Linked DNA regions of Homo sapiens: region 1 is linked to region 2. A link is a contact called in ENCODE Hi-C or POLR2A ChIA-PET data. All regions are on one chromosome and are shown on one strand. The core of a region is the stretch at or near the end of the contact, and the rest is flanking DNA. Distances in the headings are between cores, read along the strand shown. Region 1 has its middle 65 kb from the start of MIR4486. Region 2 holds the start of LOC124900310 (small nucleolar RNA SNORA1).

Region 1 (6,504 bases), core at 9-2,508, 46 kb before region 2:
CCTTTGTGGGGACACGGATGAAGCTGGAAACTATCATTCTCAGCAAACTATCGCAAGGACGAAAAACCAAACACCGCATGTTCTCACTCATAGGTGGGAATTGAACAATGAGAACACATGGACACAGGAAGGGGAACATCACACACTGGGGCCTGTCGTGGGGTGGGGGGAGGGGGGAGGGATAGCATTAGGAGATATGTCTAATGTTAAATGACGAGTAATGGGTGCAGCACACCAACATGGCACATGTATACATATGTAACAAACGTGCACGTTGTGCACATGTACCCTAAAACTTAAAGTATAATAAAAAAATTTTAAAAAAGAAGAGCAAATACATCCATCCTGTGGCATGTATATATATAATTGTGTATAGGATCAACACCTCAAAACCATAGTGATTCCCCCTGTATGCATACACCCAACCCCACACCAGATGGCAGCTATGCAGAACACACGCTGGCACACATCTCAGAATACCTTAGTGAAAATAAGCAAAAGCCAAGTCAATAGAAGCAAAGGTCTTTGATGTTTTTGTTTCTCCAACAGAACTACCACCTGATGCAAGGGTTTGACTGCTGCAAGCTGCCCACTTTCTCGCAGCAGGCAGCCACTGTGAATACAGGGTTGGTGCATGCTGATAGCATGGTAATCATTTCCCAGGAGCCATGGGTGCCCACATTAACACACACACACACCCCTGACTGTTTGCAGCTGCCTTTTCTTTTTAAATTTCTCATATAATACACTTTGCAATCCAGCCCCCCTCCTGCTTGGCTGAGCTAAACTATTTCGAGAATTGGCACAGATGCTGAGAGCAAAGATCTTATTCCGAGATGCTCAACAGAGATCAAAGCTGCTTAATCAAAGCTGTTGACTCCATGTACAGCGCCTTGGCACATCCAGAGAGCCCAGGTGGAGAGGAAGAAGTCAAAGCGGATGATTTAGGAGACAGAGAGAATCCAGCAGTGGAACTGCAGGTCTGACAAGAATCCTTCAGCCAGGATCAGGGAGGAACTCCTGAGGTCATCTAAGTTCCTGGTTTGTCTCATTCTCCATCTCCAGATGGAAGTTTGCTCAAAATAACCCCAGAAAAATGAGAGTCTATTTAAAAAGCTCTCCAGGGAGGAAGATTTCCTAACACTGTACTGAGCAATTCTCACACTTAGGAAATGGCTTTGTCTTCTGGTGCAGGTCTGATGAAGCACCCTGGAGCTTATTGAACAATGGCCTCCTCCCTGGCTTGTGCCTGGGTGGGGCTGGCTGGGACTTGAAGAGTATGTGCAGATGGGGAAGTCATCATTATGGGTACAGTGCCACTGTGGGAAAGTAGAGATACGGCATAGGGATGTCCAGTGGGATCCCCCAGAGAGGAGTCTTCATCTAAGGCTTTCAACTTTCCATCTCGGCAACAAACAGAGCAGCCCGTCATTAATTAATTAATTCAACCAATATCTATTCAGTACCTGCTATATGCCAATCACTATTCTAGGTATTAGGAATATAGTGTGAACAAAATAAAGTCTCTGCCCTTAGGAAGCTTGAATTTTAGGTAGAAATGGGAGGGATGGCAGAGATGGATCAAAGTATAAATAAATAAAAATTATATTTCAGATTGTTATAAGTGCCAGAAAGGAAATAGACAAAGGGCTGTGAAAGAGAGTGGGTAGAAGCCATAGCAATAGAGGCTGTGTTGATGTGGACAGGGTAAGCACAGAAGCTTCCTGGGCGGGGCCAGGGGCATTTGAGCCAAAGCCTGAAGGATGAGAAAGAGTCACCATAGGAAGAGCAGCGGGAACTGTGTTTCAAAGAGAAGGAGCAGCCAGTGCAAACGCCGGAAGGTGAGCGCTCACTGTGTTTGTGGGGGTCTGCATAGCCATGGTGTAGTAAGCAAAAATGGAAGTGGAAAGAGAGGAGATTGTACAGTCAGACTCAGATCAGTTCAGGGGGGCCTGGCAGGTCACAGTGAGGAATTTGCCCTTCTTCCAAGGGTTTCAACTCATTGGCTGCTGAGGAGGATGGGTTAAAAGATAGCAAGAATAGAGGCAGCAAGACCAGCTAAGAGTCTCCTGCAGTATTCCAGGCATAAAGTAATGGCCACTTGGACTAAGGGAGTAGCAGTGGAGGGGGAGGGATATGGATAGGTTGAAGACTTATTTCGTAGGCAGACATGATGGCCTTGTTGCTAGATTGAATATAGAGGGTAAGGGAATTAGAAAATGCTGTCATTGGTCAATATTATTACAAAGTCAAACTATGTAGAGTCAAAATTCCTAGGGCTGGGAAAGGTCTTTGAAATCATACCTCATCCAGGGTTTAAACTTACCTCTGCCCCTCCCAGGTGGGCATGGGATGGTGAGCCAGCTACCACAGGGGCCTGTCTGCCCAGAGTGCGATGGACAGCAACAGTCTCTGGAAAGCTTTCTTTTGGGTGGTGCTGAACTCTGCCTCTCCAAAACACTGATGCTCTGATCCTGGTTGTGTTCCTCCCTAGAGGTTAGGAGGAAAACCAGCTCCTTTCCCTAGGTGGGGACTTTGGGGAAGTATAGCGCTAATGGTGTCCTGGGTCCCCAGGTTAAACATCCCTGGTGTCTGCAGTTGCTCAGGCCATCCCTAGCTTGACATCAGTGCCACAATGTCCCTTCACAAGTGTGATACCTGTTGTAAGTCTTAGATTTTAGCATGTCCAGGTTTGGAGAATCTCCAGAGGATAAGAAGTCAGCTATCATCTCTCCTGAGACAAACATTTGCATCTCTTAGCTCACAGTCCAGCCACCTGCCCAGAACACTGGACTGGCTAACCTCCATCCTTTTATCCTTATCCTTCTCCTCCTAGAACCACATCTCTTTTCCTAAAATGTTCTCTCAGGCATAGAAGATGGGTAACACCATACAGAACTGTTTTTCCCAATGTCAGCCCTGAAATAATGGTCCCCTGAGATATGGAAGGGGAAAAAAAGATCTTCAAGTGAGTAAATCTGGAAAATCCTGTATACTATAAGATATAGTAGTATATATTATAATGTATTTACATATGTGTATTTATGTATATGTAGTATATATTATATGTATTTTTATATATTATATGTATTTGTGTGCATACATATATTTAAAATATCATACCACAGTAAAATCTTCTCTCAGAGTTTCACGATACACATGAGCAGGCTCTGAGAAGTCCTGCAGTAAAGATACCCATCAACTTGGTTGACCAGTATATCGTCCAAATCTGTTGGCCAAAACAACCTTTCTTCCCAGAATATCTATTATTAATAGCTCTGCTTGGAAAATGCCATTCCAGGTAAGTTAGGAAATGGAATTTGTTATTTGGGTAACTTAAGCCTCGAGCCCCACTTTGCCCTGAAACATATAGATGTTTTAAAGCCCAAATGGCTGTTTTTGAATTCAATTATCTGCTTAGTAGGTTTCTTCGTTCTTCACTGGTAGTCACAGAGCTTGCTTCACTTACATACACAAACTGACTTTAACAAGTGAGCAGAAGCCGGGTTAGTCTCCTTCCCATCTTCCCTTCACCCATGCTGAATTTGAATGAGCCATCCCCTTGGCTGCCAACCAGGCCTTAGATAGAACTGAATGTTTACACCCTGCTACCAGTTTCTAGGGGGGTATCCCCACATTTTCTCCACTTCCCACTCCATCTCCCTGATCACAAGGCCAGGCAGCATGTAGCGGTGGGAGAACGCTCCACACAAGCCCTGGCCCCATCCCTCACTCTGTAGGGGGTGCCTGTGAGTGAGACACTCAGGACGTTGCTTTTCTCTGATCCTCTGTTTCCCCTTCTGTTGAAGAAAGTAGATGACCACTCACAGCCCTATCGGCAATGGGGTTGTTTTTTCTACCTCCACATCAGTGGGCCTATGTGGTTGGTTTCACAGAGAATCAACCTAAAAATACAGCTATGGAAAGTGTCCTCCCCACACACAACCTTATTAAAAACTGGAAAACCTCTTGAAATAAATACATCCTTTGTTGCTAAAATATCTCAAAATATTTTGCCATTCTATATACAGTGCTAGATCTAAAGTATAACTATTGGGAACTTAAAAATAGTTATGGTGATGGTGGTGGAGGGGGCTCCAGGGGCCCCCACATGGGGCTATGCAGGCTGTGCCTTCCACACAGGGGCAGTCATAGAGGGTCTAACCATTTCATAAGCATGCCTGGTTACCAAACCCTCCTCAAAGTAGTGAATCTGTTTCATCTTCTATGTCAAACAACAAACCTGAAGTGGACTATGTCGGGGGTCCTCAAATATAAGCCAGATTCTTTGAGCAAACATTTTAGGCATAGTGAACCATCTTTGTTGGGGAATGATGAGAACCCTCCAGAAACCCTAGTTCTTAGATGCTAGTCAAGGGCCAATCTTGTGAGCAGGACTTTCTAAGGATAGCAGTCTTAAGCCTGCTATGTCAATTCTATTCTGCACAAGAGCCAATATTCTATTTCTTTATTATTTTTATTATTATTTATTTGAAACAGAGTCTTGCTCTGTCACCCAAGCTGGAGTGCAGTGGCACGATCTCAGCTCACCGCAACCTCTGCCTCCCAGGTTCAAGCGAGTCTCCTGCCTCAGCCTCCTGAGTAGCTGGGATTACAGGTGTGCGCCACCACGCCTGGCTAACTTTTGTATTTTTAGTAGACACGGGGTTTCACCGTGTTGGTCAGGCTGGTCTCGAACTCCTGACCTCGTGATCTGCCTGCCTCAGGCTCCCAAAGTGTATTCTCTCTGCTTCTTGAGAGAAATTAAAGCTCAAGAGATGCACCCAACCACCTGTGTATATTTCGGCTCATTTCTAACTTTGCAGGACCTTAGTTTCTTCAAGGGTAAAATAATGAAGATGATAATAGAAAATACTTTATGCTGTCATTGTGATAATAAAATGAGTTAATGCATATAAGACCTTGCATATAAAGCTTTGGAACAGTACCTGGCACATCATAAAAATTCAACAACTGTTAGATAGTGTTAGTATTGTCAGTCCAAATCACATGGTTAGTAACTGGCAAAATGAGGCTTGCAACTCAGGTCTGTCTTAATCCACCACATATGTCTTACTCCTTCACATTATTGCTTCCAGAAAGTTCTGCTTTCTCAAGCACAAAGGTTGCTTTTGTAGTGCATGTGGTGGGAAGCATGGTTATAAAGGTCCCTGGGTTTTACTTACTACTGTTCAGACACAGAGAGTGAAACTCATTTTCTTCTTTTATGCCCAGTAGCAAACTTCCCAGTATCAAAGGGAATGATTGGCCCAGTCTTTATCGGGTGCTCACTCCTGGATCAATCGTGTGGGCCCAGGAAGTAGGATCATGTAGAAATCTAGTAGCTCCTGCTGAAACCATAAAGATTTGTGTAAGAAGTTTCTACAAATGAGGGTTCAAGGCAGACAATTTTGTGTCCATTACAAGTGACGTATCAATATATACCTCCTAAGGTTACCCTGAGTATTTTAGATAACATATGTAGAATATTTAGCACATAGTAAGTACTCAATAATTGATCAGAAATCTGTATCTGAAATAAAAGCCAACTCACTGGCCTACCCTAAGAAGATACCTGGAAATAAAGAGAACAAAATGCCCACTCGCTATGAAGAATCCTGATATAGTTTGGATACTGTCCTTACCCAATCTCATGTTGGAAAGTAATCCCCAGTGTTGGGGGTGGGGCCCAGTGGGAGGTGTTTGCCTCATGGAGGCAGATCCCTCATGAATGGCTTAGGCCATCACCTCAGTGATAAATGAGTTCACATGAGATCTGGTCGTTTAAGTGTGTGACATCCTCCACCCCCTTGCTCCAATTCTTGCCACATGAGATGCCTGCTCTCCCTTTGCCTTCTGCATGAGTAAAAGCTTCCTGAGGCCTCCCCAGAAGCAGATGCCGGGGCTACACTTCCTGTACAGCCTGCAGAACGGCAAGCCAATTAAACTTCTTTTCTTTATAAATTAGCCAGCCTCAGTTATTTCTTTATAGCAATGCAAGAATGGACTGATGCAGATCCCAAACCACCTTGTGTGTGTCAACATTGGCAAGATGGGTTGAGTGGAAGAAATATGTCAGGGATTCATGAGCTCAGAGGTAAATGGGGGCTGAAGGGAGGTGCACAAAGATTGAAGGTGGAGGCAAGATCAGCAGCTAGGGAAGGGAATACAGAGAACAGAGGCCTGACCAGGCAGAAGTTTGTGGTCCTCCATGTGGCCAGGAGGCCAAATCTCAACTCAATGGGCCAGGTATTAGTCACAGAAACCAGCCAGGTAGCCACTACCTACGTTTTCCAGGAAGGTACTTTGAAGCTTTCTGTTGGGATAGGGACAATCCCAAGAACCCAGGCTGTGGCAAGCTTATGTTTTGCACATGGGAAGTAGTGAGGCTTCCCAAGACCATGGAAAACTTGTTTTCTTGGATGAAGCATAAAAAGACGGCCCAGAGGTATTTTACTGGTTGCTTTATAGAAGGCTTAAGTTAGAACTGCTGAGCTACGCTGG
Region 2 (6,348 bases), core at 46-2,545:
CCTGAGGAAGGAAGTACCACTAGGCCCTGTTTTACAGATAAGGAAACTTGGCTCAGAGAGACAAAGTCACCTATGGAAACTCACCTGGTTGCTGAGCAGAGTGAAGCCAGAGTTGGATCCAGAAGGAAGGAAAAACTTGGAGTCACATTCTTGCATGCAATACAGCAAAGGGAGGCAGTTGGTGGAGTCAGGGGGGCCAGCTAGGTGTGGCCACCTTCTAGCCTCCTGGTGAGCTTGTTTAGCTACCAAAACATTCTGTGCCTCCGTTTCTGCATCTGCAGAGTGGGGATAGTTATACCTACCTACTGGGTTTGCCGTAAAGACGAACAGCCTGCAGATGAAGTGTTTAGCCCAGGGCTTGGTGCATGGTAAACACTCAATAAAGTCCAGTTGTTATTCTAGGTGCTCTACAGATGCTCTCGGAAGTAGTGCCATCATTTGCTGAAACTCATTGTCTGAGCATGGCAGAGGTTTTGTAATAATGAAAGCTGTGGAAGTCTCAGCAAACAGTGTCTGTCTGCCTGTGTCCCTTGGGAAGGGGGCAGACAAACCCAGCGAGCTGGTTCTGCTCTGAGGCCACTGCCCTGGTGTCCGGGGCAGTGGGAGGCTGGCCAAGCTCCCAGACAGCCTGTCTCGGGCCTGGAGCACAGAGCCGTTGCCTCACCAGCTTGTAATGAACTGCGTCTCCATCCTGATTAGGGGAACAATCCTCACACAGAGAGACTCAGGGGAAGGAAATGACAACGTTGTGGGGACAGGGTATAACCTCACCTCCCAAGGAGGAGCTGGCTTCTGGGGAGCCGGTGAATTGAAGGTCACAGCCCAAGATGGTGCCCATCCCCAGGGAGGAGGCTGAGCAGATTCCACTAGGGCAAGTCTAGGATTTAAGAAATGTGCTAGGTTCAGCCAGGCCTCTGTATGCAAGCCTAGAAGGTAGCAGCTCATAGGCTCTGGTTTGCCAGAAAGGGCACACAAGGAAACCAGCCTTCCCTGGGCACCTACCCCATATCATTCCCCATGCCAGCCTTATGACATCAACATTGTCCTATAAAATAGAATTTTAGAGCACTGTCTTTTCCAAAACCGTGGGTTGCAGCCCATTACTGGGTTATGAAAACAATTTAGTGGGTGACTAATACCATTTTTAAAATAACGTGATTAATAAAAAAAACAGAAAATTTCAGAGTGCACTGCACGTGGTACAGATGAGTATTGTTTTAGGAATCTTTTATTTATTTAGTGTAAGTGTGTTTGGGAGCGGAATTGTGATATAAAATACATTTTTTACTGAGAATTATGGTCAAAACTTCTCGAAAGAATGCAGGCTCTGGCCAGGCATGGTGGCTTATGCCTGTAATCCCAGCACTTTGGGAGACCAAGGCAGGGGGACTGCTTAAGTCCAGATGTTTGAGACCAGCCTGGGCAACATAGTGAGACCCCATCACTAAAAAAAAAATTTTTTTTTTTTAATTAGCCTTCATGGTGGTGTGTCTGTGGTCCCAGCTACTCGGGAGGCTCTGAGGTGGGAGAATCACTTGAGCTTGGGTGGTTGAGGCTACAGTGAGTCATGATCGTGCCATTGCACTCCAGCCTGGGCAACAGAGTGAGATCCTGTCTCAAAAAATAAAAATAAAAAAAGAATGCAGGCTCTGAAATCAGACTGACTGGAGAACCTTGATCAAGTTGTAAAACCCCTCTGTGTCTCAGTTTCCTCATCTATAAAATGGGGATAATAATAGAACATTTCATAGTGTTGTTGCATGAAGTAAATGAGTTAATATTATAAAGTGCTTAAAGTGGTGTAGCAGACACTGCTAGCATTCATCAATTTCCCCTCAGCCAATCTCAAAGCCCCATACAGATAGTTCAGTTCCTTGTATGTGCCAATGCCTTCCTGAGTCTTTCTCCTGAGGATGCTCCCTGGTCATGGTTACATGCTTAGCCCAAGGACAGGGCAGGTCAAAGGTGTGGTGGAATGAATGCCCCAGGAGTGACCCTCCACCAATAAGGACTGGAAGATGGTGGATAAACACAGCAGTGGAGATTCTGAGGTGTGTTTCTCAGTCTCTAAGAGGATGTCCAGTGGGACTGAGCCCCCATTGCCCACCAAAATGACTCCTCCCCATCTCACTTCCCTGTTCTCTCACATCGCTTCCTGGGATCCCCTCCCATATAAACTTGCACCTAAGTCCTTGTCTTGGTGTCTAATCTTAATTTTGATGAACTTAAGCAGATTCTGACACAAAGTAAGTGCTTGATAGATGTTAGTTATTACTAATCACGTTCATCTTGAGAGAGGATCTTTGCAAGTGCTTTATGTGCAATATCTCATTTAATCCTCACACCAAGTCCACAAAGTAGGAACTGTGATTGTCCCCATTTTTCAGATAAGAAAACTGAGGCTTAGCAAAGTTAAGCACGCTGCTCAGGTTTACATAGCTAGAAAGGAAAGAGTTCCACTCTGAACCCATGAGTGTTACCAATGCCCCTGTTCTCCACCTCTCCTCTCTATTTAATCTATACAATCACTCTGCCAGCCAGCTACTGTGGTCACTCCCATTTTACAGATATGGAGATGGAAAGCCCAGGGAAATTATTTGCACTCAATTCCTGCACTATTCACTACCATGTTGGGACCGACAACTCATATCCTGACTCGTTACTGTGCTTTCCATGACAGCAGCAGCAGCAGCAGCCTGCTTCTATGTGCCCTGGATACAGAAGACACAGGAGAAATCCCTTCTTTAAAAAAAAAAAAAAAAGTCCCCGAAGTAGAAACCAGCCAGCTACCATCAAACCTTGCAGCACAGGAGAAAGGTAGGATGCGGTTGAAAAGAGACACAATTTTCAAAGACTTAGTGAAACTTACAGAAACTTAATGACACAGACAGATAGAAATCTGTTCTAGTGCTTGAGCCTCAACTCCTCAACCTGGTAAATGGGCCGATGACCTGGTACGAAGTCCCTCTACTCATTGCTGGCCTTCACTTTCAGCTCCTCTTCCTTATCTCCAACAGCCCCACCATGCAACCAAGGTACCTAGAGCTACTGTACCTTTGGTCTGAGCTCCATCTGCATGAAATTCACTGTGATGTTTCCCTGGAAACCTGCTGTGTGCCACACAGAGTGCTAACCTCTCAGTGCCCTAACTTCCTCATCTATTAAATTGGGATAATCCTAGTATCTTCTTCATGAGTTGTCGTGAGGATTAACTGAGCTAATTGTGCAAATCCCATAGCTGGCAAAGGACCCATATCTAGCATATATAAAGAATACTCAAAACTCCACATTAAAAAACAAACAATCCAACCAGAAGATGGGTAAATGACATGTAGAGACAGTTTACTGAAAAGAATATACAGATGGCAAATAAGCAGTGAAAAAATGTTCAACATCACCAGCTATTAGGGAGATGGAAAGTCAGACCATGAAAGGTGTCACTACATACCTTTTAGAGCAGATAAAATTAAAATAGTGGCAACACCAAATTCCAGCAAAGATGTAGAGACACTGAATCACTCACACATTGCTGGTGGGAATGTAAAATGGTACAGCCACTCTCGGAAAGAGTTTGACTTCCTTCCTAAAACACTAAACATATACTAACCATGTAACTCAACAATGGCACCCCCAAGCATTTATCCCTGTGAGATGAAGACTTATATTTGAAATAAAAATCTATACACAAATATTTATAGCTGCTTTATACGTCAAAGCCAAAAACTGGAAACAACCCAGATACTTTTCCTGGTTAAACCATGGTCTGTCAGTCAGTCATGTATCAGTGGTATATCGGTGTGTATCAGTGGTATATTGGTGGCATATCCATGGAACAGAACTCACCAGGAACAGAGGAATGAACTATAGACAGACAACCTGAATGGATCTCAAAGACATTATGCTGAGTGGGAAAAAAACAAAAGCCAAGCTTAAAAGGTCACATACTTTGCCATTCTACTTAGATAACATTGTTGAAATGACAACATTTTGCAGATAGAAAACATACTAATGGTTGGTTGCCAGGGGCTGGGGGTGGCGGAAGGGAGAGGGGTGGGTATGACTCTGAAGGGGCTGCACAAGGGAGATCTTTGTGGACAGGGGAGAGTTCTGTATCTTGATTGCGGTGGTGATTGTGTAAGATTCTCACAATTTTACACAAGTGAGAAAAGGACACAGAACAATACTCACACAGTCAATTGCCTGGTTCTGAAACTGTACTATAATTACATAATGTGTAAACATTGGAGAAAACCAGGTGAAAGGGACCTCTCAGTTCTATCTTTACATGGGATCTCTCAGTACCATCTTTGCAACTTCCTGCAAATCTATCATTATTTCAACATTTTTAAAAATGTTTTAAATGAACTACTTGTAAAAAGCTTAGAGCAGTGCCTAAATGAGCACTTAGTCAATATCAGCTCTCATTACTATTATTTTATTTTCATTGTTACTTCATACAAGTCATCTTAGTTAATGCTAACAATAAACTTGTTATCACAAGTTTTTAAAAATCCCTATTTTACAGGTGGGAATAGGGAAACTCAGACATATTAGATAACTTGTCTAAGTTTGCTTACCCAGAGAGACCTAGGAATTAAAAAGCCCAAGTTCATGGACTTCCCCCAAACATTCAACTATGAAGACCAGTAAGATAAAAATCTTTGCCCACATCAAGCTTTATAACATAGTGGGGGCAATGACAAAAATATAATTCAAATTCAAGTGGAATGTCACATACTGATCTATGGGAGGACAGGAAATGGAGGAATAAAAAATTCTGAGGTGATCTAGGAAGGCTTCCTAGAAGAGGTGGCATTTGGAATTGTTTTGAGGATTGAGTAGATTAGTAGGTGTGGAAAGAAGGCAGTGATGCAGGAAAGGGTATTCCAGGCAGAGAGAACCTGATCATTAAGCGGTGGGAGTGCTTAAACAACAGTAACAAGCCCAAGGTGGCTGAAGCAGCTGGTATGTGACCAGAGGAAGATGCAGATGAAGGACAAGCAGAGGATAGTCAATGAAGATAGGCGCTGAATGAGCAACAAATCAATATTGAATCAATCAAAGGGATGAATATGGGTGCCTCTATGTGGCCTGCTTCAAGCTAGATTCAATGATGATCCAAACGTACGTGGATGCTGGCCATGCAGATGTTATTCTGGGAGGGAAGATCAATAAGTGTGATAGGGGTCAGGACTTAACTGTAGATGGGGCTTGTCTCCTTAGCTTTTGCTCATTGTGGCCTCCATAGCCTGCCTTGGAAGCTGAATGGCCAATGTCTAAAGTGCATGTGCAATTATGACAGCGTCCACAACAAGCAGCCAGCCATCTGTATATGCTGAAAAGCCAGGCAGAACTCTGCTGTGGGTCTTGGGGTCCCAGGAAGCAAAGAGATCTTCCATTTCAGGACCTCAAGATAAAGTTTCTCAAGGTCCTCCCAAGGCTAAGCCCTAGCAGATACTGAAGGCAAACCCCTACTTTTTGTGGGTTATAGGGTCCCACAATGGTTGTTCTGGACCGTGGAATTTTATCTTTCAAGTCCTGATCCCTATCACACTTACACTAATTGATCTTTCCCCCTAGACAATAACATCCGCATGGTCAGGATCTACATCTGTTTGGGACATCACTGAATCCAGCTTGAAGCAGTTCACATAGAGGTGCCCATATTCAGATCCCTTTGATAGATCCAATATTGATTTGTTGGTCATCTGCTATTCTCAGGTTAGAGGTGAGGAAATAAGACTGTTCCTAAGTAGAGAAGAGACAACCATGGCACACTGCACAAAGGGCAATGACAGTGCCTGACCATCTAGACAAAAAAGAATGAGAAACTATCCTGGACCGTGACAAATGAAGGCAGTCACATATGCATAGCTTATCCTAAGAACTGTGAAGGTGATGCCCCATTCTCAAAGAGAATAGGCACTGTTGATCATGCGATCCAGAGATTGTTAATGGGGCTGCATTGAGAAACAAGCTATGTTTCCATTCACAGCAAACACATCGCAGTGGTGACAATGAGACCTGTAACATTTCTGCTAAGGTCACGAGTGAAAATGGGATGCAACACAACCTCAACATTAGAAAAATATTAAAGAATAATGCATTTTTGCTCATTAGCCAAAATAACAATATGCTTTCTACAATTCAACTGCTAGGGCCCTAAAGTGAATTATTTGAAGAATTAGACCCTAAAGATTCTGTATAGGAAGTTTTTAAAGTATTTCATCAGTATGTCTGTATTGAAGTGGAGACAAAAGAAGCCCAACTAAGATGGACAGAAGGACTGTGGATTCAGCATGAATCTCTAGAAAGGCCTATCTTGAAGATAAATCTTGACTCAAGATT

The links. Hi-C counts contacts between places; a loop is a spot of excess contacts on that map. ChIA-PET counts read pairs that join two places held with the same protein, here RNA polymerase II (POLR2A). Pooled maps may share reads with other maps.
Region 1: a loop to region 2 is called in a map of endothelial cell of hepatic sinusoid, with 3 times the contacts of the local background. The contact joins two enhancer-like sites. A Hi-C loop is called at or near these places in 3 of 168 maps with a recorded cell type or tissue (endothelial cell of hepatic sinusoid, left cardiac atrium and sciatic nerve), 1 of 37 single-sample maps with no recorded cell type and 1 of 50 pooled maps. POLR2A ChIA-PET finds 5 or more read pairs at or near these places in 2 of 52 experiments (AG04450 and MCF 10A).

What each region holds. Positions count from the first base shown.
Region 1 is chr11:19,636,982-19,643,485 of GRCh38, reverse strand. It overlaps a transcript of NAV2 not described here. Among named protein-coding and RNA genes, the nearest start is that of MIR4486, 65 kb to the right of the region's middle. Within about 2 kb of position 1,258, at least 3 of the 41 ENCODE cell types and tissues checked have a DNase peak (open chromatin) inside an H3K27ac peak, as active enhancers do.
Region 2 is chr11:19,590,843-19,597,190 of GRCh38, reverse strand. It overlaps LOC124900310 (small nucleolar RNA SNORA1), which reads left to right and starts at 5,900; the gene lies at 5,900-6,035. It also overlaps a transcript of NAV2 not described here. Within about 2 kb of position 1,295, at least 17 of the 41 ENCODE cell types and tissues checked have a DNase peak (open chromatin) inside an H3K27ac peak, as active enhancers do.